Linked DNA regions of Homo sapiens: regions 2 and 3 are each linked to region 1. The links are chromatin loops, found by intact Hi-C in ENCODE. Cell type or tissue: PC-3. All regions are shown on one strand.

Evidence for each region. A loop is a pair of places that touch in the nucleus more often than their neighbours do. Peaks named below come from ENCODE experiments on the same cell type or tissue, not always from the same donor. Only the 100,000 strongest peaks of a DNase experiment are listed, where the experiment ranks them.
Region 2: it touches region 1 in a loop (4-fold over the local background); 12 of 110 quality-filtered maps call a loop at or near these places.
Region 3: it touches region 1 in a loop (6-fold over the local background); 13 of 110 quality-filtered maps call a loop at or near these places.

Annotation. Positions count from the first base shown.
Region 1 is chr3:18,753,361-18,761,360 of GRCh38, forward strand. No RefSeq gene overlaps it. Among named protein-coding and RNA genes, the nearest start is that of SATB1-AS1, 310 kb to the left of the region's middle. In PC-3, CTCF peaks have their summits at 4,938 (motif pointing left) and 5,139; a DNase peak (open chromatin) is centred at 4,861; H3K4me3 peaks cover 295 bases; H3K27ac peaks cover 1,051 bases.
Region 2 is chr3:18,419,344-18,427,343 of GRCh38, forward strand. It overlaps SATB1 (SATB homeobox 1), which reads right to left and starts at 5,996. Exons shown (of 11, transcript NM_002971.6): 1 at 4,284-5,996; 2 at 1,414-1,648. The coding sequence starts at 1,624. In PC-3, no CTCF peak of the experiment used is centred here; a DNase peak (open chromatin) is centred at 4,198; H3K4me3 peaks cover 4,076 bases.
Region 3 is chr3:18,442,445-18,450,444 of GRCh38, forward strand. It overlaps SATB1-AS1 (SATB1 antisense RNA 1), which reads left to right and starts at 2,793. Exons shown (of 7, transcript NR_125803.1): 1 at 2,793-2,998. It also overlaps a transcript of SATB1 not described here. RefSeq lists a silencer at 2,699-2,918. In PC-3, no CTCF peak of the experiment used is centred here; no DNase peak of the experiment used is centred here; H3K4me3 peaks cover 3,324 bases; H3K27me3 peaks cover 2,762 bases.

The DNA of each region.
Region 1 (8,000 bases):
TGTGTGTGTGTGTGTGTGTGTGTGTGTGTAGGGAGGGTTGGGCAAGATAATTTACTTCTTGTACAATTTTCTTTCTGGCGCAATAGTTTGCAGTCTTATCACCAGGTCAGGGATTTTGCCTATACCCACAATGCAGCTGGCAGTATTGCCCTTTTCTTTTGCCTTATTATGCCACAGAATGCCACATTATTTCCATTAAATATGATTGTCTTCAAACGAGACAACATATGCAACCCCTCCTCCTGCTCCCACTCCCCATGTCTCTCTGTCTCACACACGCACACATACCCACATACACATACACACAAATGCATGCACACATGCACACAAAGCTCCTTTCAATTGTGTTAAGCAGTAAAGCAGAAGGATTTTTTAAATTAGTGTTTTGTTTTGGCAATGGTTGCTGATGTGTTCATGTAATACAGTTTTAATCAAATCCCCAAAGCTGAAGACCTTTCAGCATATCTTAGGCTGCACTGTGCAGGGCTTATTCCACTTGAAGTGGCCACCAGGGAGGTACAATTAGCTGTTCCCATGGAGAAGTTTGTTATAGTAATAAATAATAAGTAGCATAGGTAGCGATGGAATCAATTAAAGATATTTTTGACCGCCTAATGGTTTATGGGAATGCTAAATAATTGACAACAAGTTTTTGACTGTTTTCTGTCTGCATGTCTTCTTGTAACTAAACATTGACCATGCACATAGGACAGTGTCCGAGGTCACTACTTTTTCTTTTGTAAAGCCATATTGTCAAGGGTATTCTCTGAAAGACAATTGCAGCCCTTACATAATCAAGCTGATTTTGAGAGGGTTAAAACTCTGCTGTAAATATTTGCTGCAGGCAGAAATCTAACATATGAAGCAGGAGAACAAATTGTGTTATCAGTTTCAAAAACAATCTGTTTCGCCCTTCATTTACTTATTTTTTTTAACCAGTGTAAAGCAGGACAATAGGAGTTGGGTAGCTAAGAGGGCTTTGTGTTTTGTCTCTGGGTTCCTACTGCTTTGAAGTTAAAATGGAAATTTGGCAAGTGGGAAATTAGTAAAGTGCTCTAAATGCTTTTGGCATCTTGACAGGCCAAAAAAAAAAAAATCAAAATGGTCAAGCTACCTTGGTTCAAAATTAGTGAGTGTATGTTAATGAATTCCTTTATAAATAAAATCTCAGAAGAAAATGAGATGGGTAGGTTTATTGTGTGTATTTGAGGATGAATTGATATGCCACACATCAACTAAAGCAGGTCAGTGATCCATGAGCTTTGCAAGATTTACATGAAAAGACACAATTGTTCCTTCGAAGTTATTGGATAAGTGACATATGGTCTCAATGCCAACGTGGGTATCAATGGGAATTAGTCAGACTAAAATTTGGGCTAAATAAAGCTTAAATCACAATTATCATCATTTGATTAGAAAAAGTAGTTCTAGTTGATTCTCTATTTTACAAATGTTTTTCTCTAATTGTAAAAGCCCACTCTGTGGATTTATCTGCAGAATGAGCCCATTCTATCCTTAGGGTTTCTATGAAGTCAATATGAGCAATGCAGTATACAAGAGCAACAGAAATTGCTTCTGTAGGCTGCTGGAATGCGAAATTTGTAAGTGCATGTTCATGATACCTCAGGTCAAATATATTTAATATAATAGTATCTTGTACTTTAGTAGGGGTTGGTAAACTACAGGACCACAGGCCAAATATGGCCTACTGCCTGTTTTTGTAAATAAAGTTTTATTGAAAGACAATGATGTTCATTCATTTATGTATTGTCCATGAATGCTTTATGGGATGAGGGCAGAGTTGAGTAGTTGCAACAGAGACTGTATGCATGACCTATAAAGCTGAAAATACTTGCTATCTGGCCCTTTAAAGAACTAAGCTTGCCAATTCTAGACTCATAGAATTCCTTAATCTGATCATTTAAAATTTACTTGTTATCTTCATCACATTCCTCTGAGAGGAAGTTTTTCGTTTCATTCCTCCCAGCCTTGTTTTTCTGCACTGACGACTGTAATGCAAGGAATTTGAGGATGATCAGAAGATCAAATAGAATACTAAAATGATTTATACTTCTTTCCTAACCATAGCCATTGACCAAGAGCATCAGCAGTTATTGACAGAGTGACATGGCCAAAAGAGAAACACCTCCTGTTGGAAAGATTTTGGCCAATTGCCTCAACTCAGTAGGGGTATCACAGGTGACAGTATCCATTGGAAATTTATCAAAATAGTAAGGAACTCCAAAGCATCGAAGTGGAAATCAAACTAAGAGCAAAACTAAAGAATAAAAAACACGTTGGCTCTAGAATTCAGATCGAGTGAGAAAATGTGCAGGAATAAAACAAAAGGCTCTAAAGGAATTGCTTGAATGTGGAGAGGTGGTTGGGGTTTCTTTTCATTGGATGATGTCTCCTTAATAATTATCCTGCAGAGGGTGGACAATTTCTTCATTTTCACGGTAGCTATCTTCTGTAGGAATATGTGGGCTAGTTTTTTAATCTTCTATCACATTTTGCATGAGCTGCAGACAGCTAGTAAAAAGAGATGAGAACATGATACTTAGAAGGGTGGTCTTCACTCAGAGCCAGGAAATCTCTCCACTTCCACTTACATGGTATGAACAAATGAAAACTACCCATATTTCCATCAAGTATCTGAGTCTAGCATCTAGAATAGCATATGTTTTAGAATTGTCTCACTTGTCACTTTTACATCTTTTTTAACTAGGGAGAAATTAGTAAATGTGACCTGAGATTAGGATGTCTCCACTGAAAAACAAAAACAATTTTATTGGTACTGTTTTTATTGTTAAGAGTTACTTGGTAAATAGAGAAAGAAATAATCAAATGAAAAGAACAGATTGAGTGGCTCAATTCTTACCTTCTTCAGGTGCAAAAAAACTGAAGGTACCTGTTCACCATGCTCCAGCCACTCTGGACTTGCTTTAGTCCTTCAAGGTTACCCTGTCCTTTTTCCCCTTGCCCCAGGGTTCTCAACCCTTTTGGTCCAAATGACTTTACTTTTTCTCATTATTTCTTAGCCTCAGTTTCCTCTGTTCTTTCTCCTCTTTTCTTCATTCCCCTTATTTTTATTGTTTTGTCCCTTTTTCTACAAGCAAACCTGAGACCTATGCAAAGCATATATAAGCATTCTTTATCTTGACTATGACCTCAGAAGTTGCTGACCTCTGCTTTGTTTACTGGAAATAGTATGTCTACTTATTCTACTTCTTCCTAGTCAAGCCTATGCTTTTTCAACCACCTGAAATGCTTGCAAACTGGTAATTAGGTTTTGTGTAAACATTTAAGAGTTTTATTTTCTTTTTAGAAAGGGCTGTTAAGTACGATTTGGTTGGGGATTTTGGCACATCCAATCTTTATTTTTTCAAATGACTTATTAAAAAGCAACAACCCACATATGTTTTATGTAACACAAGTAAGAATTCCGTTACCCAAAGTCATCATCTCTACTCAATGTTCTATAAAATTAGAAGATTAGATAAAATTATTAATCAAAGAAATCAAAATGAGAAAAGCAAAATAGGTGTTCGTTCACGGTTGTTTTGCCTTTGTTTTTATCTAAAGAACCCACAGATCTGCTTGTCAAGAAATTCTTTTGAGGCCTTTCTATAAACCAATTAATCTTTAAAATTAAAGCTTGAAGAAAGAAAAACTATTGTTGGGTGTCAAGATAAATTTGAAGTTGAAATGATCTTTGAATATGCCGTTTAATATTTGAGAAATGTGCTACCTAGTAGTTCATATCTACAACTCTTCTGCTAATAGGTGAAGATAACCTTTCTGAAGGAATGGGATCACAGATTTTTTTATTTCACCTATATTTCCATAGTCTCCTTTATGACACACTTGTCAGCAGGTGTGTCAAGTGTAGAGCCTGAATAAGCATCAAAGTTTGAACAAGCACTTGGACAAAGAGAGCCCTGTCCTCCTGATTCGCTCTGTTGTCTATCCCCACACCCTGGTCCATGATTCTCTACTACCCTTGTCCTATACCTGCCCCTTCAGTTTTATCTCATAAACCCCCCTTTCACACTATCTTCCAGCAACACAAAGGAGAATTACCCAAATACATTATTCATCTTATGCCTTTTCACATCTCTTTCCATTTTTACTGAAATCCTTCCTTTCTTTCTTATTTATTCTTTAAAGCCGTGCTTAAGTATTAGCCTTTTTTATAAGCCTACCTCAATGCCCTACTTCCGGTGAAGTTAATTTCACCTTATCTAAGTTACTTCAACATTTCTTCCACATTTCTTGTGTTGCATGGGTCACACTGTTCAGAAACTGTGTGTTAAATGTTTGTCTATCCAAAGGTCAAGTGCTGGGACCTATCTTTATCCCTACTACCTAACTTTGGGGCTGGCATATAGAAGGGATCCCAGATATCTGTAGAACTGAACTGATGAATAGATAAAAGCAAAATTCTATGATTCCTGGGAGATAAAACACAAAGCTTGGACCTTCTAACCGGTGTGAATTTACCTATCATAGACATTTTAAAATTTCAAAATAGATTGCTGTTAGGTCTGTAAGAATTATTTTTGTAACGTCTATAAAGTTGACTGTTGGGCTAAGATTATTGGAGATAGTGATTAGGAGATAGGGTGAAGTTTAATTCTTTACATGGCTGAACTTCAATCAGGTTCACCAAGAAATTTTAGGCCACATTTATTTATTTCAAAAAAAAGATAAAATCTAGTATCTGTAAAACCACCAAATACGCACAAGTCCCTCCTTTTAATGAGTCACTTGAATGCAAAATCAACTGTAATTCAAGAAACCAAAAACAATAAAAGAAGTGAGCTTTGTCAGACTGGACGAACTTGTTCTACCTGTTACAGACAAAGAAAGGTCTGATGAGGTCCAGGAAACGGAGTTAGTTAGAGCTTAGATTGCAAAGGAGTATTCTGTGTCTCCCCCTACTGGTTGGTGGAATAACTAAATGGAACAACCCCCCAGGAATCTAAATGGCCATGATCTCCTGACAGCTTTGTACCATCTGATCACCTGCCTCTGTGAACTTTCAATAAGGAAGGTTAATCAGGAGTTCACTTCAGGATATTTTCTGTCATCCCCAGTTTTCTAACTCTGGTTAATTAGCATTCTGCATTTCTTAACAATTCTAACTTCACATCCCATTGAAATAAACCATTAAGAAACCTACTCCTCGCACATTTTAATTCCAGGCTATCTCTACATTCTGACTACATCAAACTTGTTTTAAAAAGGTTTTATTTGAAAATAATCCTAAGTGTTACCACAAGGGATACCATTTCCTCTAGTCTTCAAAGGGTTGTGTGAGCCCACCATTAAATATGGGAATACTAAAAACAAATAACAGTAGTTCTTATAAATAGCAACACCAGATACGATAAATCCACAGAAAATTTTGGGAATAAGGAATTACAGAAAATTTATTTGCATTATTCCATTACCTTTATTTGGTGATTATATATCTAACAGATTCAAATTCTAAAATAATTTGAAAAGCTTATTATTGTGCATATTCATGAAAAGAGTTGAGACAAGCCAAGGACCTACAAAAGAAGATATTGTATGATAGATAATTTACAAATCAGAAAATATCCTCATTCTGTGGTAACAGTTAAATCATCCCCAAGGTTTGTCATTATCAGCTATGAAGTGTAGGTTATACAACAAATAATAAGAAAAAATGAGAAGAGCAAATTAAAAATGGGTAGAAGTGAAGATTTTCATATATAAGATCAGATATGGGAACCAACAGTGAAGCATCAAAAAGTCAATGCAGTACTGAGCAAAGAAAAACAACACTAGAAAAGAGAAAAGAAAATAAACCACGACGAAGAGAATGGTTTCTGAAAAGTACAAAGGGCACAAAGGAGCATACATCGCAAAAGTCTTTGTAGGTCTGACTACTTAGAAAGACATAAAAGCTAATGGTTAAAATGTATTCATTATATTTTGTTTACTACATTAGGGAACAATGTTATACCTTATATGGAGAGTTAGATTAGAAATAATATAGAATTCTAAATTTATTCATAAATATTTATTGAGTGCCATATTATTTGGGATATGTTAATTCATTAAAAAATTCTAAAAATATCAGCAGCTTGAGGTGAGGATTTGTTTCTCACTTGTGCCTTAGCTCACTGCCGATCATTTGGGACCATGCTCCTTCTACCATAAGATGCTACCGTCTTTAACAAATGGCCTTCAAGTATGCTGAGCAGAAGGAGAGACAGCATCATTCACGAAAGCTTTTTATGCACCAAAGCTGGAGGTAGCTTATTTATGAATTTTATACACACATTCCATTGACCAGAAGTCAGACACAACTCCACTCTAAATGCCAGAGGGTTCTGGAAAATGTTGATTTCCTACTTGCTCAAGAGAAGGAAGTTGATTAGCAAAAACATTTTCTGTGTGAGGGTCTGGAGATTCATCAGTGGTTGGCAGGTGGAGGGAACAGACAAAAAAAATTCCATCTTTAAGGTCAGAAGATAGACAACAAATGAAAGTTAAATGCACAGTATATTAAATGGCGATGTGTGAAAACTAAAGAACCCAGGTAAGGAGGATAGACAGCATGGCAGGAGTCAGTTCCTACTATGTTACTGCCTTGGGAAGGAGACAAGGGAGCTAGTCGATATGCAGAGGAAGGAAATTTCAAACAGATGATACTGTAGATCCCTGACTCAGGGGATCCCTGACTCAGGGGGATGGCTGGCATATTAGAGAAACAGCAAAAAGCCCAATGTGTCTGGAGTGGGATGAGCTGCTGCTGGTGGGGGCATTAATAGAAGATGAGAACAGTGAGATAATAGGGAAGGCAGCTTTTATGCTGTTTGTAGACCATTGTGAGAACTTTCAGCTTTTTTTAAAAGTGAGGCTAGAAGCATTGGAGGGTTTTGAGAAGAGGACTGACATGCACAGATTTACTTTCTGTGGTATCACCCTGGTTGCTGAATTGAGAATAGAATGTAAGGGACAAGTGTGGACGTAGGCAGACTAATTAGGAGACCATTGCGATCATCACAGTGAAAGACAACTGAATCAGACTGGTAGCAGTAGAACTGATAAAAAGTGATTGGATTGTAGATATATTCTGAAAGTGGGGTCAACAAGATTTGTTGATTGAGTGTATGTATGGTGTAGAGAAGAAGAATCAAGTATAACTCCAAAACATTGTGCTTTAGCAAACAGATGGATAGAAGAGTGTGGGAGGGGCAGATTTTTTAAGAGAAAATAATGATCTGACCAGGAAGTAAGTTTTTAACATGTTAAAGTTGAGAAGATTATTAGTTATTCCAGTAGAAATGCTGAGATGACCCTGAAAATAGTGTCTCTGGATTTCAGTGGAGCGGTCTGGCTGGAGAGAGAAATTTGTTAGTTATCAGATTCTAGTCAGATGAGATCATGAAGGCAATGAGAGAAGAGCTCAGCAGAGCTGAACTTTGAGGCACTGAACATTTCAAGGTTGGGTACATGAGGAGGACCCACCAAAGGATAGGAAAACTTTGTGGCTAGTGAGGTAGAACGAAAATCAGTTGGAAGCTAAGGGAAGAAAATGCTTCAAGAAGAATAGAGAGATCAAATGTAACAAATGTTGCTGATAGATCAAGTGAGAGATAAGAAATGAGATGAGACCATTGGATTTAGAACATGGAGGTCATTTATATTCCTGACAAGAGCTTTGTTTCTATCAGGTGGTGAGAATGAACTTGGCTAGAGTGTGTTCCAAGAGAATGTGAGAAGATGAATTGGGGATTATGAGTGTAGATAATGTTTGTTTTGCTGTAAAGAGAAGGAGAGAAATGAGGTACTGGATGGAGTAGAAAGTGGGTTTGAAGAAGGTTTGTATCTATCTATCTATTTATCTAAAGACAGGGGACACAGGACACACAATAAAATTTAAACTTCAGATAAACATATATTATATATATATAATATATATATGATGATTCTGTAGACAGGAGTTGTTATTGGACAAAGAT
Region 2 (8,000 bases), 330 kb before region 1:
TGGTCACTGCTGAATGCTAAAAATACCACATGATTTAAACCTGAAGGCAGTCTTAGAAGCTTTTGCTGAAGGTTTATGAGCCTGTGTAAACAGCACGTCTGCCATAAGGAGCAGTGAAGTCTGTAGAATCCTTGTCTAAAACTGTCCTGGCATTAAAGTTTGCTGTGCAAATATCACATAATACCAGAGACAGCTGAAATCTCCTATTTAGGAATTTATGGAACTTACATGTTTGCAGGCGTCAGAAAGTCTTTTTTATACAGCCCCAGTGCTTCACAGTACAATATTAATGCACTCTGTTTGAAAAGCCGTAATAAATTATATTTTTAATGCTCTTACCCTGGCTTTCTTAAGATGCATACATTCTTGGCAAACAATCAATAAATAGGGTAATCATGAGTAGAGGCCAAAGAATTTGCTGAAGTGCTGTTTTCCCATTTTTAATAGATAAAGATCTAACAATACGGACTGCTGTGTCTGTTCATTTCAGGATCAATATATTCTTTGTTTTCGCCAAACCAAGGAAAAAATAAATGATTGTATGATAAATGTTACGCATCAAACACAATGAAATTCCTCTGCCTTCTAACTTTATCTACTTAATATTCTTGGTTGCTAAAATATAGCATTTTTATCCATTGCTTAGCAAATGTAAGGAAAATCTGATTCCTATACATGTTATTCAGACACAAAATGAAGCTCCTTATGAGGCACATGCATTACACCCAGGGTAGGCACTGCTTTACAGGAACAACACTGTTAAACACAGTCCAAGTTGTTAAACTGCATCAATTTAATATTGGTAGAAAAAAGTCACACAGTTACACATCTTCCCCTTATAAACTTGCCTAAATCTGTTCTTTCTTCATCAAAAATACCCAATTAAAACAAAAATAAAAAACTAGAATCATCAGATTTTTTACTGCTAATGAATTTGCTCTTAAGAAAATAAGCCACAAAAAATAACATTACCAAACTTCTACATAAGATGTCCAAGATCTCTGAAACTGCCCTACAACTAAGAATCTTAGGAAGAAGCTAGGGTAACTCTCAAATCACCTAAGTGTTTTATTCTTAATCAGGTTAGTTTGAAGAAACAGCTGCCTACAATCCTCGACTACAACACCTTTTGAATGGACCCTGCCAAAACTAAAACCATTATATTTAATTCAGTCCTTATTACCCAAAATGTTCCATGATTCCAGTCTACAGTAGAACGCTCCACCCAAGCATGGAGGCTATACTTTCCAACGTGATTGATACTAAGGACCCAGAATGTAACTAATGTACGATCATAAGGAGAATAAAGGCAGAGTATACAAAACATGTTCTGCCACTCCACCCCCACACAGTGTGGCCTTGTGTAGACAACAGGGCTTTCAGCTTTTCAAGATTTGGCTTGAAGGTATTTACCTTTCCTAAGGTTGGTTTTCATCAGATGGCCCGAGTGTTTTAAAGGCACTCCCTGCATTTTTGCACCTGTACTCCCAAGCCTTCCTCTTCCTAGCGGGCTCCCGTTCTGCTCCAGGCGGGCAATCTTGGCTGGTGGACCCTTCGGATCACTCACATTGTTAGACATTTCTGAATGTTCTTTCCCCTGAGTTGCCTCGTTCAAATGATCCATACTCAGTCACTGTCTAAAGATCACCTGCCAGAATTTAAAAAGAAGACACGTTATAGTTGGGCGGGGACCTACGTGTATATATGTGTCCTATGTAAATGTTTTAGCTCTAGATATCTCTCCACAAATATAATGTATTTGTAAAATGGCCTATCTAGATATGATACAGATGTTACTATATTTCTAGATGATAGCATTACATTCTTATTCAAATTAACAAAATGATCTGTGGAAACTGTACCAATACACATGAATAAAAAGATAACTGGCCTATAAAAAAACTAAGTGGGGAAAAATGGGCTTACTTTTAGAACAAGAATTATTACAAGTATAGCTAAAAAGAAAACAGCAAATTGCATTTACGTAGTCCCAATTTTTAACAATTAGAAACACATTACAAAATACAGCAGAAACACTTTAATAAAGGATGGAAAGATGATCATAGTTCAAAATATTAGAAATCTAATGTATATGTTTTATATGTATACATTTTATATGTGTATGTATATTAATTCTTATGAAAAAAACATAAACCATCTCAAAAGAAGGTAACAAACATCTAACTGCTTTTTAAACTCCCCATTGGCTTTTGTAAATTAATGCATAGAAAAAGTTTTCTACTATCAAAGTTCCAAGAGTTATGTGACAGACCTAGTCAAGTTTTGGGCCAAAGATGTGATTGGATCAGTTTACCCCTAAAGAAACAGGAAGAAGTGAAGGGTTTTCAAATATCCAACGTACTGATGCATTAAAACTCATGTGTTTTAGAGTCAGTATTTAGGTGTCCATTAGTAATAGAGGGCTGTTAACAATAAATATTTTTAAAAAATTGAATACACTTCGTGATATGCACATTAGGTTGAAGTGCCAAGCTCAATTAAAAAAAAAAAAAACACAAACAAAAAACCTTGATGATACTGGTAAAACAAAATATCCAGTATTCAGAAATAACCTCAGCATGCAATGGCATTAACATTGTAATTAACTTCAAAAAAATTAACAGATAATTATTTTCAGTTATATATTAGACATCAATTTTCCCATCATTTATAGTAAAGTGATTAGACAATATCAAAGTCATTTTTAAAGTATAGTTTTAATTAGAATTGATAAGAACAGGTAAGTAGAATTATTTTATGAACTTTGATGGTATTTGAAGTATTGAGCTTATGAAACTAAGGGGATCATATTTAGGAAAACCAGAGAGAATAATTACCATTTTTCCTAGCTGTCTAGTAATTTGATATAGCTTGTTTTTGTTGTAAATTCTTACACTGGAGCTATTTAAATCTGGATTTGTTGAAAGCCAGTTTGTATTAGCATGGCTTTTCTGTAAATATTTTTTCTTCTGTTTAACCATAGCCTACTTCTTACCATATAATCAAGAAAAGGGGGGCAGCAATGTTAATCTGGAAGTTTAAAAGCAACCTTAAGAATGCCAATTGAAGAACTATAAAGTTTGAGAAAAATTAATGGCTATTTATCTTTGTACTCCAGAGTGGCACACTGAGAACTAAAGGTTTACCGTTGATAGAGGTCCCATCTGTTTTTGGTTATGAGGTTCATTAACAATAAATGTGCCTTTTTAAACCACTTTTTAGCAAGATTACTCTTTTCCATTATATTAAACTGCAGTCTAAAGCCAAAATTAGAAAGAGATGATTATTAACTTATTCAAAACACTCTTTATAACGTTTCATGTGGATAACACAGAGCTTTTTCTGAAATTGGTTGCCTCATCCTAGAGCAGAAGATGAATTTTAAAACATATGATTTGAAAAGAAAAATCTTTAGCCCTTGGGGCAATTTAAGAGGAAAAAAAGGGAGGGGGTGTAGACAACAGCATCAAAGTTAATGCTATAAAACATATTAAGTAATCATGAGGCTTAACAACACTAGAAACTGTACAGCAAATGAAAGTGATACATTATAATTTAATGTATTGACAATCTAAAGTATCATATAGGTCATGAAAAACTGTCCTTTGAATACCCACCTATAAGCATCTATTAAACACTAAGTCGTGGTGTAAAAAGCTTTACATTACAAACCAAAATTAAATGCGCATAAAACACCCAATTTACTCATTTTAACTCTATGCCCGGGCTAAAGTTCACCAAACCTCAGTTTGGGATTGAAAAGAGCAACCTCCAACAGGCCTGCTTGGATGACAGCAGCAGGAACTAACTATGGTCTCAACAGATGCCAGGCTGAAGAGTTTCTTTTGAGTTACACGTTACAACCCATTTTAGTGCAATGTCTGGTTGCCACACAGAAAGCAAGCTACTTTCTGAAAATCCCATTTATCTGCCCATAAACTAAGACCATATATGATAATTACTGAATAAAACAGTGAACTCAGTAACAACAATTATTTCCTTTAAAAGGAAAGAAAATCTCGAAATTCTAGTTTTTTAGGAACCGATTTTTTGCAAAGCGAGATCCTTTTCAATGAGTTTCTAGCTGGATCGCCTCCTTCGCCCCCACACAACCCCATAATCACATTTTAAGATTGTGCCCTTATCCATTCCATATGGCCGGCACGATCCAGGCCAAGCTTTCACTGTGACCTTTTAAAGAGACAAAGAAGCAAAGTACTATCTAGAAACAGAAACACTGCAGTTTTACTGAGTGAAATTAGCAAAACCGACCTGAAACTCACCACTTCAAAACTTGACAGCACATAAATAACAAAAACAAAGGAGATTTCCTTTGCAGCCCGGGTTCTTGAAGAGAAGTTCAAGACTGATGTTTTCTATGTCCTTTTTTTTTTTAATTAAAAAAAAAAAAATAAAAAAGCAGCAGACCTGAAGGCGACTTCCCCTGAAATTGTATTATTTTCCTTTCCCCTACCCCCGCCCCCCTAAGCGGGGGAAGGGCAGAAATAAACGTCTAGAAGAGTAGCCATGAGAAAGGGGTTTAAAAAAAAAATCACAATTCGAAAACCAACATATAGGGGTTTGTAAAATGTCTAACCTCAGAGAACAGGGTTTGCGATGGGGAGGAGGGGAGAGTGGGAAGCAGGGAGGAGGAAGAAGATAAAATTGATCTGACAAGTGATTCGTTGGGGGGAAATCGTAAAAACAAAGCAAAACCCGTTATGAGCTGTACACTGTGATGGTGCTGGGGAAACGACGTGGTGACTGAGGATTCTCTTAAAAAAAAAAAAATCACTGCGGACAAGGTCTCCAAAAAGGAAAAAAGGTCTCTTCGCGTCTCTCCCTCCCTCCTGCTCACTCGGGTTCTTCGGTGTGAGGACAGAAAGTCTACTTCTGGCTGTCACTTGCAATATTATTCTTCAATAACCCCGAATAACGCGCATTGGGAAGGCCACCTCGCCTCCCTTCCAATCACCCCCACCCCCCTCGCCAACAATCGCGACTAATATTAACAAACCTTAAACTTTTCCCCACAGCCTCGCACCCCCAACGAGGGCATCTAGCGGGGGACAGCGAGGGTGGGGGGCAGGGGGTCGCGAGAAAAGCCCCGGAAAGGCACTAAAATGCCACTTTTGATTCTGCCCTCGCTGACAACAGCCGCAAGGACCCTCTCCCTGCCCATTGACGCGGGGCTGTGAGCGTCTGGGGTCCCAGCAAGTGAGGAGAGAAGAGGTTCGGGGGGAGGGGGAGGAGGAGGAAGATCAGAAGGCACCCCCAGCCACCTCCACCGCCTAGGCAGCGACAAACTCCCCGCCCCCTCCCCCCAAAAAGTCGCCAAGCTCTCACTCGTCCAGAGTCCGAGGTAAACAACGAGCACCACAATGGCACTAGGACTTTGGGGGAAAAGAAACCCAGAAACCCCGACAAAACTGATCAGGAGTTTCCCGAAATGAAAGAGGGGGGCGGGCAGCGTCCTCTAGAGTCGCCCTGGCTTTCGGCTGGGCCCCCGGGCAGGATAGAGGGCGGCCGCGGCTGTTGTTGTTGTGACGAGGCCGGGTGTTGCTGGGTGGCACAGGGAGAGGTGTGTGTGTGTTTGTGTGTGTGCGTGAGTGTGAGCGCGAGTCCCCGGACGGGGCTGCTTCTCTCGCTCTCTCCCTCGCTAGCTCTACCCCTCGCTGCCGTCTCTGCCCCCATTAAATTATTAGTTGACTCATCCCGGCCGCTGTCGCTGCCGCCGCCGTGCCCCGCTCGGCTCCGCGCGTCCGCCCGGGCTGCAGCCCTCTCCGCCGCTGCTCCTGCTGCTGCTGCCGCCGCCGCCGCCGCTGCCGCTGTGGGTGCCTCTTCTTCCTCCTCCTCATTTTAATACAAAATCACCCCGCTCGCAGCCCCAGCCCCGAGCACGCAGCCTCCTCCCGGCCGCCCGCCGCCGCCCGGAGCCTTCCCCAGCGGGGCCGGCTCATCCGCCGCGTCCGGGGAACGGGAGCGAGCGAGAAAGTGGCGGCGGCGGCGGCGGCGGCGGAGGAGGAGGAGGGGGGAGGAGAGGAGGAAGGGGGTGCGGAGCCGAGGAGGAAGGCGGCGTGGGGGGGCAGGGTGCACGGAGCGGGCGGAAAAGGGATGGGGATTAAAACCCGGGCTGGAGGGCCGGGATTGGGGGAGGGGGCGGGGGCGGCGAGTTAAAAAGCCGAAAGACAAGTAACTAGTGAATGAGTGAGGGAATGGGGGGAGCGCACGATTTCCGGCCCCGGGCGCGCAAGAATTTGTAATGAGCTTGATTAGAGTGAGGCGGCCCGACATTTATTACACACAATACCCAGAATAACAGGGCGCTGTGCGAGGGCTAGCGCCGGCCGCCGCCAGACGCGCCAGGGAGGGCGCAGAGGGGAGGAGGAGAGGGGGCTTCCCTGGCAGCGTCCGCCGGAGCGGGGAGGGGAGCGCGCGGCGCGCGGGCGGCAGGGGCAGGTGTGTGAGTGGGAGGGAGGAGGGGCAGGACGGGCAGGACGGGCACGGGGGGCGGGGGGAAGGAAAATGACGGGGAGGAGGGGGCGAGGGCCAGGGGAGAAAACTAACCAACCACCCACACGCCACAAAAGCCACAAAAAGGAGTACGCCTGGAGCGTCGCAGAGGGACAGGCGAGGTGGGGGGACAGGGAGACGCACCGGCCCCGTGGGAGAAGGGCGCGGGTACGCAGGTGACAGGCGCTGAGGAATGAGGTAGGGAGCCATCAGGAAGTGGCTGGAGGGGTACAGACGGAAGGCAGTTCTCTCCGGGGAAGCGCGGAGGGTGCAGAAACGTGTACAGCAATAAAGGCCAGGAGCCTCGAAACGCTCGGAATGTTTATCCTCTAAGGAGGGTGGTCCTTAAACTATGAGGAGCCAACATTAGAAAGAACTGAGTAAGAGCGTTCTGTACTAGTCAGACGTTGGTTCAAATCGCCCTCACTTCTGAGCCATAGAATACTTTGGAAGAAGAAATACGTGGCCGAGTTAAACAAAATTTGGGTCACTTGAAAGAGACCTGACTTGTTATTATAAAGGAAAAGATGCCATCATTCTTCAAATAATTTACGCTAGGCAAAAGAGGAAAGTTTGGGTTGGTAAATACATCTGTTGTAGCAATAAACACTTCTGCTGTAATCTAGGGTAGGTTACCCAGTTAGATAAATGGTCATTACCACATAAGTATGATCCTATTATTTAGACAATCTATTAAATATAGTTCATGTAAAAATAAAGAATATTACAATGTAACCCAAAATAGAAATGCCTCATTTATCGCTTAGGTTTTAGTTCTACCATTTTAGCACCCTGAAGGCAGTTAATCATTAACAAAAAACAAGAATTATTTTTCAGAATTTGCTGGTAGGGAAAAGAGAAAAATCAGTCAGATAAACATTTTGTTACACATAAAAAAGCAACAAGTTAGCACAAGTACTGAGATAAAAGGGAAATTTGCAAATTAAGCTCTGTAAAGCCACCAATACACTCTTAGGCACACTGTTTACATTACAAATCTAAAGAAAAGCCAAAAGGTAAAGCAGAAAAGTGTAGGAAATGATGGCCTCCTAGGGGAGAGTAAGTTTAGGAGAAACAAAATGAAAATATATCACTCTAATAGCACCCACGTTTCACCCACAAACCAGAAAGGTTAGCCAAATCTGGGAAGGCAACCGTGAATCTTGGCACACAAACCCAAGCCTTGAGCAAAAGAATGAACATGTGATAAACAGAAAACACAGCATCAAAAATAGGAAAAGAAATTTAAGGCAAATTTTTAGTAAAAAGCCCAAATGATAGTAAATTTTTAAAAGTTAAAATGTGGGGAAATCTGAAGGAAGATATGTTAGCTAAAGTATAAGAAATAGAAATATGGTAGGTTAAATTTGAAATTTCCAATATGGATACTTTAATAGTTGCTTCAAACTAGTAATGCCTGACATGTTTCCCTGAAACCTGCCTTGTTTTCAGTAGGGACTGTGCACTCTAGTGCCTTGTTGTACAAA
Region 3 (8,000 bases), 310 kb before region 1:
ATGAAGTAGTAAGTGTCAAATGAAGATGAAGAATAAACATATTTGGTATATTTATAAAATGCATAGTCATTTAAAACGTGTACAAATAGAATACATAGTTTGCTACTGTTACATTTTATATAGTATACACATTGTCTACAGTGTATTTAATAATGTGCTTAACCAAGTTAATTAAAGTATTTATGTCTGATGATTGTGTAATAAACACTTGGAGAGGTAGTGAAAGATACAGCCAGTTACTTCTGCTAACTAAAGTTGAAATTATGCACTTATTATAACCTTTTCTAACAATGTGAGAAAAACAGAGTAAATATATTAAATTTGTTTCACAACAGATGCTTAGGTTGTTAATATTTAAGATGCCTATTCATGCTATTCCTGTCTGCACATTTGTCAAAAATGTAAGCTTGAATGCTAATGTTTGCCAGCAGACTGGAGCAGCCAGTATATGAATGTACTACTGTTCTAAGAAAATAATATGCAATAGAAATAGAGGACTACTGCTAAATCATAGCAGTAGTACCATACAGGAGATGAGAGGTTTTTAGAGCAAACACCTCAACCTTGGTTTTCTTCAGACTTAAAGTATGGGTTTTTGTTTTTGATTTTTGCAGCTACATTTGACCACAGAATAAATCTCACATTCCTGACATCTCAGAAAAATCCACTTTGGATAGAGTGTAAATTTCAACTAAGTTTCAACGGGATGAGTTACTCTGTCAGCAGTACAAACACCGTAAATTTCAGATTGCTTAGGACAAAACCTGACACCGAGCGGTAACATTTTACTCATTCTTACCCTACCCGCCACCCCCTTGAGAAAGTCAGGTCCCCTGGCCTCCAAGGATGCAAACATGGAAACCCAGTCAGTCAGAGCAGTAAGGTTCTCTCTGGGGAATAGGGCATCCTTCTGTTTTCCCTGTCTCTTTTATAACCATGTGGAGTCCAAGTCTTAGAACATTTGCTTGTAAGTCCGGAATGCCACTGAGAAAGTTCGCCAAGGAAGGGCGCAGAGGTCAAAGTTGCCAACCAGGACACTTTGAGAGAGGACCCTGTGGTTGACATTTGTTAGTGAAATTTGCAACACCTCAGTGGAGGCCAAGGCCAAAACTTTCAAGGAGATCCCTATGCCCCTTTCCCCTGTTGGTCTTCTGAGGTCATCCCAAGAGGAAACTGCGTTTCCCCAGTAAGCACGTGGCACTCCCCGGACCTGCCACCTGCCTGCTTCGTCCTTCTCGTCGTGGTTTCCCAAACCCCGGTTCTGCCGGCCCGGGAGCCTTAGCACTGGAGCAATAGGAAAAGGCCACCGCGCTCGGGTCTGGACAGCAGGAGGGAAACACGGTGTGGACTGCGAGGCTGCACCTGTGATGTCCCGGCCCCTGCTAAGAGGACGGCCCTTTCTTCTGCCTCTTGCCCAACTCCAAACCCACATTCACGCCAGCAGCCTCTCCAGGACCGGCCTCGCTACAGCCAGCGAGGGCTCGAAATGAGGAGTGCCGCGGCTTTCAAACTCCGGGCTCCAACTTGAGCGCCCCGGCGCCCGAGTAGCTCCCGGGATGCAGAAGTTGCCACAAACTTCCCAGGCCCCTCTTCGCCGATGCTTACAATCAGCCGCGCAGGCAGGGAGCGGAGGGAGGCGGAGATGGACCGGGAAAGGATGCTGAGCAGACTCGCGATCCGGTGGGGGAACATTACCACTCCCGCAGCCCACTCCTCCAGGCACCTTACTGCCCGCCCGGCTCCAGAACGCACCGAGAGGCTCCCCTTTTCCCCATTTGCTTCCTTCGGTCTTTTCCACTCCCCTTTCCTTTTCTAAAAGGGGCCATACCGGTGACCTGAAGGAGTTTGTTCAGCCAGGGTCTATTGGGCAGGTGTGGTGGTGTGTCCACACCCAGACAGAAAACGAATGGCATCTTCAAATCCCCCATCCCGACCGCTCTCCCCTACTCTACCAGCCCACCCCTCCAAGGTCCGTCTGCGTGAGAAAAGGGGCTCGGAAGACCGTTGAAGCCCTGCGCCCACGAGAGGGGAGCCCAGCCGCCCCAATAGGGGACGAGGAGTGGGTGCTACGGAGAAGTTTGGATTGATTCCGGAAAAAGAGGGACAGAGATAAAACAGCAAGAGTAGCAAGGGGAAAAGGGAGGCAAAAGAGCAGAACTCACTCAGGCATGGACGTTGGGGGCGGCGGTGGCTGTCGAGTGCGGGCCTGAAACCAAGAACGGCTCCCCGGGCGGGCGCGCCGGCGTCGGACTTCCGAGGCGGCGGCTTCTGCCTCTCCTGCCGCCGCCGCCGCCGCCGGAGCTGCGGCTGCCGCGGAAGTTAATTGCAACTTGACTTCAAGTTGTCCTCTTTCCCCATACGAAGTGGGCGTTTAAAGGGGAGAGCGAGGCGAGGAGCGAGCGAGCGAGCGCGCGGGGCCAAGGGAAGGAAGAGAAGGAGGGGGAGGGAGGAGATGTTAACGGGCGGGGGGGGGAGAAGGGGGAGGGGGCGGCGGCGGGGGCGGGAGGGGGAAGGGGCCGGCGGGAGCTGCTCTCGTCTCGTCGGTCGCGGCGCCTGCAGTCTGGAGGCGCACCGGAGCGGCCGGGGCGTCCCCCGCGGGAGCCCGCAGCCACCCGGGACGCGCATCCAGACGTGGCGCTTCGGACCGGGCACGCTGCGCCCGGGGGCTCGGCGGACCCCGCGTAGCCGCCGCTTCGGAGCTTGTGCGGCGCGGGCTGGCCAGCGGGGCGGCCAGGGCCCGGCCCGCCTCCCCAGCGCCCGCCCGGCTTCTCCCCCTGGCGGTGGGAGCCTCGGCGGCCGCTGGCGACACTAGGCGCACTGAAGCCCGAGCCGAGCCGAGCCCGAGCCGCCGCCGCCGCCGCCGCTGCTGCGCACCGCTCCCGGGCTCCCTCCCAGCGCGCCGGCCGGGGTGTGGGGGGCGGCGGGCCGGAGGGGCGAGGGCGGGCCAGGGGGCGCACACGGGGGTTGGCGCGGAAGACAGGACCCTCAGCCTCGAGGGGTAAGTGTGGGCGCTTGGGGGTGCGCTTGGGGTGCGCGGCGCGGTTCTCGTCGCCCGCCAACCCTGCCCCCTCACCTCTCCGGGGGCCCCCAACACGCGCACTCCTCCTCTTGTCGCCTGCGGCTTCCTCTTGTTGCTTGTTGTTTGGCTGGGTTTTGGGGGGTGAGTAGAGGGGGTTACTGTAGTGTGTGTGCAGGCGGAGGAGGAAGTCAGGTGAGAGGCCGCGAAGCACCCCCACCCCAACCCAGCCTGCGTGGGGTGTATGCTTCCCCACTAGGGGCATTTGGGCCATTTTTTTTTTCTCCGTCAATGTTCGGTCGAGACGATGTTTCCTAGAGGGCCTCCTTCACTTACAGTCTGGTCTGTCCATCTCCCTTCATCCCACCCTCGTCCGTCTTAGCCCCTTGTCCAGGAGCCCTGCACCCCAAGTGAGGAGCACGTGGCGGAAGGAGGAGGAGGCCCTCTCTTGAAGACCCCCACGCTGTGACCCAGCCCATTAGTTTAAATATTTATCCTCACATCACCAGCTGTACTTTTCAACCCACTGGAACAAGACGCCTAGGCAAGGTCCAATTTCCCCAAAAAGCTGGGGGCAAAGCGGGAGAGATGAGGGTTTTATTGACATTGGGAGAGAAGGGGCCAAGGAACCTTCCCAAGTGGAGACTGAAACTCAAAAAATCTCTACAAAAAGACTAGGGTGACTGGAGGCTCAGGACTGCAGGCTTAGGAGAAACTGGAGCTCCATCAACTTTATTTCTCTCCCCCTGCCTCTCCTCCCCCCAGCTCTGAGGAAGCTAACAGGTCTTTTGTTTTGTATTGTGTAGCCTTTGGGAAATTTGCATTGAGTATGTCAACAGAAAATTACTACTGTTTACTCAAAGGGATTGCAGAAAGATAAAACATAGTAACATAGTTTTTACTTTTCCTCTTCTTTGTACGCTTGTGTGTATTTGGCAAGAAGTGTAGTTAGGTTCATGGCATGAACTGCAAAACGTCAGGTTGTAACAATAAGGACTGTAGAGCTGCCTAGGTGTATTTTTAGAAGCCGCACTTTCTTGAATTCCTTTCACACAAGGCTTGCTCTCTCATTAAGTCCCCATAAATAATTTTATTTAGAGAGGAGGAAACTATGGAAGCAGGAGGGAGATTGCTAAGATTTCCATCCTGCCAGCGCACAGCACTGTTTGCAGGGAAGTTCCTGGAAAGTGATTGTGGGCTGAGAATTCAGTTTTTCCTAAAAGCTCTGTTAGGTCCTGTTGTGTCAGATGGCTATGAATAAAGCACGCTGGGAAAATCCTGATATCCGTGCAGTCTTATTTTATCTTTTACACAGTGGTTGATTCGACTTTCAAGCCCTGGTGACAAACACATCAACTCTGCTGTATTTTTGTGTGCTTTTTCTAAATAAAGGAGAATACAGCATGTATTCATGCTGCTTTTTTCCCCTCATCCATGGTTATTGAATTCACTGGAAGTTATTCATCTTTTTTCAGTTGATCATCATTTTATGCCGAGACCACAATTCCAAACATATAGGAATTTTTTAAAATTATGAATTAGGGTTCTTTTAGGGAACCAACCCTCCTTTTTAAAGATACAAGTGCCCACCACAACTCCTAGTTTTGTAAAGCAAAGCAAAAAGGTATAAATGATTATAATGAGCAAAACATAGTAAAACGTTTTCCTTCTTGGATCACTTTCTGTCCCCACAGGTCCCAGGAGACATTAAATCCTCCTGCCTTAATTTACCAAAATGCTGCATTTCCTAACCAGTAACAATATCTGTGTCTGAGAAAGACATCAGGTTTGGAATGGAAAAAAATACATTCTCGGTATTTAATTACTGCTTAACAGTAATTTATTGTAGCAGGCAGTTGATTTTCCAATTCTGAAAGCCTGAAATGAAGCTGAACAGAAATTTGAAATTTTTAAAAAAGGTTTTTTTTTCTTTCTTACACTCTTATATACTCATCTGCTTCCCCAAGTTATCAGCCAAGCCCCTATAACTGAAAGTATGATATGCTCCTCTGAGTTGAACCGAGACCATTTTGCCCCTCATTTTTTGAATTTGCTTTTTCCTCCCAATAGTCTTGTATAGAAAGCACATGGGCTCTGTTAGAATACAGAATTATGCAATTCTGGGTGCAGTGCATTAAATGACATAGTTTGATAAACTCTTAAGCCTTACAGCTCAGATGTTAATAAAATATTGTAGTTGGCCACAAATTTCATAGCACAAGGCTAAGATCATTTTTCAGAAGAAAGGGGCATTTAATCTGGATTATTTGGTTAGTTGCTATGGTCTGAATGTTAGTGTTCCCCCAATATTGGGGTTCATGTGTTAGAACCTAATATCAAAAGTGATGGTATTAAGAAGTAGGGCCTTTGGGAAGTGATTAAGTCATGAAGGCTTCAACCCTCATGAGTGACAGGAGTGCCTTTGTAAGACAGGCTGAATCTAGCTACCTTGCCCCTTCCACTGTGTGAGGACACAGCAACAAAAGTGCCATCTGTGAAGCAAGGAGTGAGCCTTCACCAGATACTGAATCTGCTGGTGCTGTAATCTTGGACTCCTCAGCTTCCAGAACTGTGAGCAATAAATTTCTGTTGCTTATAAATTACCCAGTCAAAGATAATTTGTTGTAGCACCTCAAATGAACTAACACAATAATACATTTGTGCTACTAGATTTTTTTAACAAGTCCAAATGTGACTTAAATGACTGAAAGACAAATCTGGAACATATCAAATGGCCAATAATAGTAGCTGGTATCAAAAGCTGCACTGGTTATTTCCTTAAAAGAATAGACAATAAAATATTGCCTACTAAATATTAGAAGAAAGATCAAGGGAAAGGATAAAACAGCATTGGCCTTGAAGGAAGTTATTTGCTGGAAAAAAGACATCAAAATGTGAAAAGACAATGGATCAGTTAGTGGTTTGAATCAAAGAAATACTTGAGGAAGAAAAAATATATATATATATGTACATATTTTTCTCTTAAGACCAGAGGAATCAGAGATCCTAAAGCTCTAGGTTGGAAGGTATTTTTAAAGTTAATTTGTTCTGTCAAATCTTTAGAGGCCATTCAATGCAGATATTTTGGGTGTGAAGGGGAACTTACTACTTACCGCCATTAAGGCAAGGATTTTTACCTATACCGTACTTACCAGAGAATAGAGTTCACTATATATTGTGCAAGTGAATGGATAATTTCAAAAGTATTTCATCTTTATATACTTTATTATGTTTTTACCTTATATATATTTTTTTACCTTATATTGCACAGAATTAGTCTTCCTGAAACTTCCAACCGTTAGTCTTCGTCCTGCCAGTTGCAGCCAAACAGAACAAATTTGTTTATCAGTCAAGATAGGCAATGTGCTGGAGTAACAATTCCAATTTTTTAGTGGCCTGTAACAGCAAACGTTTTCTTGGTTATGGTTTGAATCCATTGCAGTTCAGCTGGTCTGTTCCATGTCTGTCACTCCAGGTCCCTGGCTAATGGAACAGTTGCCATCTTGAATGTTTCATGTTGTTATGGCAAAAATAAAGATCACTCTGGAGGGTTTCATGCAGACATTTAAATGCTATGGCCCAGAAATGCCATACATCATATGGCCTCACAAAGAATTAACCAGGATTAGTTGTGTGGCTCCAAAGAATCATGACAAGAAGGTCGGATAGTGCAGCCTATCTTGTACCCAACAGTAGAGAGCTGTGGTACACAATTCTGCAGACTACTGCTACTGGTAGTAATCCTTGTCCATATGATAACCTGCCAGCTAAACAGTCTCTTCCTGTAGCTTTATGGCCCAAGTCTTCCATTTTTTAGGGCAAACTGCCAGAGTAGCCACCAGCTTAGAGGGAAACATTGTTATCAGGGGAACCCGCCCCCAATATTTCAACATAGATTCTTTATATTTTCCCTAAGTGTCGGCCAGTCTGAGCAATAAAGAGAAAGAATACAAAGAGAAGAATTTTACAGCTGGGCCGCTGGGGATGACATCACATATCAGTAGATCCGTGATGCCCACCTGAGCTGCAAAACCTGCAAGTTTTTATTAGGGATTTCAAAAGGGGAAGGTGTGTATGAACAGGGAGTAGGTCACAAAGATCACCTGCTTCAAAGGGCAAAAGGCAGAGCAAAGATCACATGCTTCTGAGGAAACAGGACCAGAGCAAAATCAGAAACTCCTGATAAGGGTCTATATTCAGCGGTGCACGTATTGTCTTGATAAACATCTTAACAGAAAACAGGGTTCGAGAGCAGAGAACCGGTCTGACCTCAAATTTACCAGGGCTGGTGTTTCCCAATCCTAGTAAGCCTGAGGGTACTGCAGGAGACCAGGGCATATCTCAGTCCTTATCTCAACCACATAGGACAGACACTCCCGGAGTGGCCATTTGTAGACCTCCCCCCAGGAATGCAATTCTTTTCCTAGGGTCTTAATATTATATTCCTTGCTAGGAAAAGAATTTAGCGATATCTCTCCTACTTGCACATCTGTTTATAGGCTCTCTGCAAGAAGAAAAATATGGCTCTTTTTTCCCAACCCCACAGGCAGTCAGACCTTACAGTTGTCTTCCCTTGTTCCCTGAAAATTGCTGTTACTCCGTTCTTTTTCAAGGTGCAGTGATTTCACATTGTTCAAGCACACATGTTTTACAATCAATTTGTACAGTTTAACACAATAGTGGTCCTGAGGTGATGTACATTCTCAGCTTACGAAGATAACAGGATTAAGAGATTAAAGACAGGCATAAGAAGTTATAAAAGTATTAATTTTGGGAACTGATAAATGTCCATGAAATCTTCACAATTTATGTTCAGAGATTGCAGTAAAGACAGGTGTAAGAAATTATAAAACTATTAATTTTGGGAACTGATATGTGTCCATATTAAAGTGAAATCTTCACAATTTATGTTCCTCTGCTGTGACTCCAGCCAGTCCCTCTGTTTGGGGTCCCTGACTTCCTGCAACACATTGTGTGACTTCTT